Regions from separate parts of the Homo sapiens genome. Here region 1 is linked to region 2. Evidence: chromatin contacts called from ENCODE Hi-C or POLR2A ChIA-PET data. All regions are on one chromosome and are shown on one strand. Each heading gives the region's core, a stretch centred on a gene start or an enhancer-like site at or near the end of the contact. The rest is flanking DNA. Distances are from core to core; before and after follow the strand shown.

What was found. Hi-C counts contacts between places; a loop is a spot of excess contacts on that map. ChIA-PET counts read pairs that join two places held with the same protein, here RNA polymerase II (POLR2A).
Region 1: a loop to region 2 is called in a map of posterior vena cava, with 5 times the contacts of the local background. The contact joins two enhancer-like sites. A Hi-C loop is called at or near these places in 1 of 168 maps with a recorded cell type or tissue (posterior vena cava). POLR2A ChIA-PET finds 5 or more read pairs at or near these places in 1 of 52 experiments (SK-N-SH).

Annotation. Positions count from the first base shown.
Region 1 is chr6:35,668,215-35,670,914 of GRCh38, reverse strand. The region is part of intron 1 of FKBP5 (FKBP prolyl isomerase 5); the gene reads left to right. Among named protein-coding and RNA genes, the nearest start is that of MIR5690, 4.8 kb to the right of the region's middle. Within about 2 kb of position 1,339, at least 8 of the 41 ENCODE cell types and tissues checked have a DNase peak (open chromatin) inside an H3K27ac peak, as active enhancers do.
Region 2 is chr6:35,369,045-35,371,823 of GRCh38, reverse strand. The region is part of intron 2 of PPARD (peroxisome proliferator activated receptor delta); the gene reads right to left. Among named protein-coding and RNA genes, the nearest start is that of PPARD, 28 kb to the right of the region's middle. RefSeq lists enhancers at 506-765, 1,105-1,184, 1,215-1,464. Within about 2 kb of position 1,448, at least 27 of the 41 ENCODE cell types and tissues checked have a DNase peak (open chromatin) inside an H3K27ac peak, as active enhancers do.

The sequences.
Region 1 (2,700 bases), core at 90-2,589, 300 kb before region 2:
GAGATATTTTCATGTGTATGTGTGCATTTATATTTTTTAAATATGTGACTGAGTTTTTTCCCTTTTTCTTAGATTCCTAGGCTATTTCAATATTTTTATACCTGTTGTCTACTCTGCAGCTAATGACACAGATAGCAGTATATGAGTTTTTCTTTTCTTTTCTTTTCTTTCTTTTTTTTTTTTGAGATGGAGTCTTGCTTTGTTGCCCAGGCTGGAGTGCAGTGGCACGATCTTTTCTCACTGCAACCTCCGCCTCCCAGGTTCAAGCGATTCTTGTGCCTCAGCCTCCCGAGTAGCTGGGATTACAGGTGCCCACCACCACACCCGGCTAATTTTTTTTTGTATTTTTAGTAGAGTCGGGGTTTCACCATATTGGCCAGGGCGAACTTCTAACCTCAAGTGATCCACCCGCCTCAGCCTCCCAAAGTGTTAGGATCACAGGCATGAGCCACCGTGCCCACTGAGAATTTAATACACTTTATGTAAGTTAATTTTTTATGATAGTTATCTAGCTTTGCCAGACCAATTTTGTTAGTAAATTTAAAACATTAAAAAATTTTGAATCCTCCTAATTCTGTGTCTCTAATTTAGTAATTTTAAGTTTTGATCCTTGTTTCATTCTATCATTCTTTTATTTAAAAAAATTGTCATTGGCTTTTCTAAAAGTGAATCGTGAATCATGATTCATGTGAAATAATTAACTCTAAAACAGCAAAGATACCTTTTAGAACCTTCATTTTTTATAAATTGCATTAACAAGTTATGCAGTGATGTGAAGATACAAACTAAGGTCATTAAGTTTTCTTTAATTTATAATTTATATTAACCTATTCATTGAAAAGGATTTGATAGTTTGTGATTAAAGCAAAACAGGCAAAGACCATTAAAAACAAAGACAGAAAATGAGCATAAATCACTTGAGAAATAATGAGCAGAATGGGGGAATGGGAAGAAATCTTTATACCAGTAATCTGAGGCAAGATAGTTTCTGTGTTTGAACATTAAATTTAGCTCTGAGCTTCCTGGCAAGCAAGAGAAAAAAGGAAACAGGGTGACTTTTATAGTTATTGTCCAGTAAAGAAAGCTTTTTCAATTTTTCAGAAGAGAGAAACTTTTTCTGAGTCATAAGTTATAAGAGGTTTGTTATGTGAATTCTTACATATGGAACATAATTTATATTTCTAATTTTGAAAATTATTGAATTTCTTCTGTTGCTGTCTTAGCCATCAGGTACCATTCTATGCATTGTAATTATATTGGTCATATTAAGTTCATGTCCACTGTTGTCAAAAGTGGAAATACCATGGCTGGGGTGTGTTTATGTATTGCCTCTAGAGCTGTAGCCACTGACGAACAGGAAACTGAAAGCTAAAAGTTCAGGAAATGTATTGTATTTAGACTGTGGAAAACATATATATGATACTTTACTGAAAACCATGCTCTTTTGAAAACTGAAATATGTATGTATTTAATTAGAGATGAATATTAAGGATTCATATCAGATGCTTAAATATGATAATAGATACAGTATGTGCATTGTAGGCCAGGAATATTGTGCAATGCTAGAAAAAAAGGCAACAGATTATTGTATGTATTCAGCTATATTCTTTCAAGAAACAAAACAGCTGGCACATCAATTGAATTCCTCAAGGATGTCTTATTTCCAGAGAATTCCAGAGTTTTAGTTTTAGCTTAGTTCCAAGGAAGAGGAGGTCCCTGTTTTACAGGATAGCCTATTTCAGTCTTAGGGAGTTCTAATGGTTAACTTCTGTTTTCATACACTGAATTTAACTTTGTTTTCCTGTGATTTATTAATACAGTCTATAGCTTTCTTAGAGTTGAGAAGAAAATGATTAATTGATCAAACTTTTTTTGAAAAGTTAATTGCATCTCAAGTGTTTTCTTAGATATTGTTTCATTTTAGGTTCCTTATAAAATACTTCCTACAGGAGTCTTTAGTTTTGAAGTTATAAAAAAAAATTATCAGAGGAAATATGACTAATGTATATGCTTGGTTGAGCTGCATTTTCTTACTGTTTCTATACTTAGTATTTTAACAGGATGTGATTGATAGGAATTTAACATTCTAATTCTTTAAGACAATCATGAAGTTCTGATAGTTTCTTAGAAATGGAAATTGTGTCATTATATTTTGTTGTTTTATTGTTGTGCATTTTAACAAAAGAGGTGACTTCACATGTACCCTAAAACTTAAAGTATAATAATAACAAACAAAACAAAACACATGTACCCTAAAACTTAAAGTATAATAATACAAAAAAAAGAAGAAAAAAAACAACAAAAGAGGTGACTTATAACTATTCCATTCCAGTTTTATGATATGAAATTGTAGTCACACAGAACATTTAGGGGCCACATTAAGTGAAAATTCCATTTATTACAAAGTTTTTAAAAGGATTTTTAGCTGTATTACATGTCACTTAATTATAATCAATTTAATAGTTTCATTAAAATTAGACTCTTTTCAGGATTGATTTTGGTTTTGGTCTGTTAGGGTTGTGTGTTTACCCCTGAACTGTTGTGGTAGCCAAAGGGATAGAAAGCACTGACTGGCAAAAAATGGACACTGGGCCTAGCCTAAGAGGGAGAAGCAGGGCTTCCCAGAGGAAAGTCCCGGGATGCTGTTTCCAGCATAAAGGGGAGTGGGCTCTGGGCTCACACAAGGAGTCTCAGCAAGGC
Region 2 (2,779 bases), core at 199-2,698:
AGGCCCAGAGAGGAGGTCAATGAGCACAGGTTCATGTACGTCTGCAGCATAGGAAAGAATCTCTGCAATGAGTTTTTTTCCAAACAAGGTGGTCATGTTCACAGGTTCTAGGGGTTAGGACTTGGACATATCTTTTGGAGGGGCAACCATCCAACTCACTACAGGCAGGAAAATCAGTGGGGAGAAACACTCAAAAGAACGGGAGGAACGACCTGTGCATGGCAGAGGAATGAGGTTTAAAGCTGTCAGTAAGGCTCCGGGAAACTGAGAGAATGACGGATTATTAACAGAAAGGGGATATGCAAAGAGCAGAGACAAAGATGGACTCTGCTTTTAAGGCTGCACACTCCAGCAGGCAGGTGGACACAGGGACCTGGTTTTCAGGAGAAAAGAACTTTAGTATTTGGTAGCTATAAGAGCAGATGGTCACAGCCACAGGAAGGGACAAGCGCGTGGAGGGAGAGGAGAGAGGGCAGAAGCCTGAAGAATGTTGACACTCAGGCAGCGGAAAGAGGAAGAGGAACCAGGGCAGCAAAGGCGCAGTCAGAGAGGAAGGGAAACAGAGGCCATGGGAGAACAGACATTTACCCTCCTAGGGGGCAGGGTCCAGTCTCTTTCTTCTGCATCATTCCCGAGTCTAACAAGGTACTAGGCATAGAGTAGGCACTTGGCAACCGCTGAAGTAATAATAAAAAGCAATTATGTGAGAGAGACCAACATGTGAGTGATTTCTAAGATGCAAAGAAAAGAAGGTAAAGGCATCTGTAATGCTTGAGAGCTTGGCCAAGTTACATGAGGCAGCATCTTCTGAGAGGGTGTGGGGTGAGTAGGGGAAGGCCTGGAAGAAACCCCAAGGGAAATGTGATGGGAAAACCACGAGAAGAAGAAAAGAATGAGCAGCCAGCTGCTGGAGAAGGTGAATTCTGGGGCCTTAACTGCCCCACCATGGGGCTCGTGTGAGCTCCCTGCTACACACAAGAGCTGCCTTGCCATCTAGCCGCTCTTTTTTTTTCCAATCCCAACCATCCATTCCACATATTTATCTAAAAAGCAGTTACCACAACTCATCTTGGGGAGAAGAACTGCTGTGAAACCCATGAGCGAGAGGCTGCTGCTGTGACCTGGGAAGACCTGCCCTGCATCCCTGGCAAGTTCTCTGGGGTGACTCTTCACCATGGGCGGGTAGCAGGCTTTTCCAGACAGGAAGTGTGTGGAGAGGAGCAGGGACTGTGGCCAGTGGGTGACTCATGAAGCGTTTACCAGCCATGTGGGTGCCCACCACCCTCAGATGGGGGCAGACTGGGCCAGTTGCATCAGACTTCCTGGAAGCATTTCTTCATTTCTATTTTTGAAGACACTGAACTTCCAGAGTGACATCTCTCCTGACGACTTCAAAAGGCACTCCAATCAGCAGCCATAACCAGTATCTTCTTACACATACTTTATCCACCCAACTCTACTCACTCCCCAACATGCCTGCACACAATAGAGGAAGTGGCCAGACAACACGATGCAGCCTTTCTAAGGGCAACAGGAAACGATACAATACCACGGAGCCACAATGAGGACCCGGGCAGCTAGAGCTCCCACACACCACCATCTTTCCCAACAGCCAGACCCTTCCTGGCCCACAGACAGGGTCAGGACACAGACAGCATCAATTCCCAAACTAACTGGTTGACAGGTCAGAGAATATCATCATTCAAAAGATCACAGGACTTCCTGTACAAATTAACCCAGATTCAAAGGAACAGGGAGTCAGGTACCCTTATACTGCAGTGAGAGGGTAAATTAGTACAACTTTCTAGAATTTGGCAATATGGCAACATTTATTAATATCCTTACATTTTGATTCATTCAAAATTTGCACATATACACACATACACATCCTTTAAAAACTGAATACCTACCAAGTGCCAGGAACTATGCCAAGTAGTAGGGGAGACAGAGAAGGTGACTGTTCTCAAAGAGCTTTTGTTCTAGTCACAGATTCGGACAATTAACCAATAAATCAACAAAATAATTTCTGAGTGCAGAGAGCACTGGCTATAAGAGCAAAAGATGAGAAATAACCTAAACGTCTGTTGGCAGGACTGATTAAATAAGATTAGATATTCTCATAAGAATGAATACCGCTCTGCTATTAAAAGTGCATTCTTGAAAACTATATTCAAATTGCTAGGATATAAATGTTTAAAGCAGGTTTCAAAACAGTACCATGATTATGTCCAGTGACAGAAGCCAATCACAAAAGATCACATATTGTATGATCCCATTTATATGAAATGTCCAGAACAGGTAAATCTGTACGTAGAGAAAGCAGATGAGTGGTAGTCTTGGGCTGGAGTAAGGGCGGGATGGGGCATCGAGGCGGGAATGCACGCTAATGGATTATAAGATGTCTTTTTGGGACTAAGAAAATGTTCTAAAACTAGATTGTGGTGATGGTTGTACAACTCTGTAAATACTAAAAACCATCAAATTGCACACTGTCAACAGGTGGACTTTATGACTTACATCTCAACAAAACTGCTAAAAAGTAACATTCAATATGACTTCAATATGGTTTTCAAAAAGAGGGGGTGTGAAGGGTCATGAGGGGAAGGATGAATAGCCATTCAAAACATTAACCGTGGAAATTCTCTGAGAGGAAAGTTCTAGGTAATTTTATGGTCTTCCTTATATTTATCTTTATTTTCCAAATATTCTAAAATATAGAAGTTTATTTAACTGGCAAACCAAATTATCCAGGGTTTTAAAATCTACTTTTCCAAGTGTA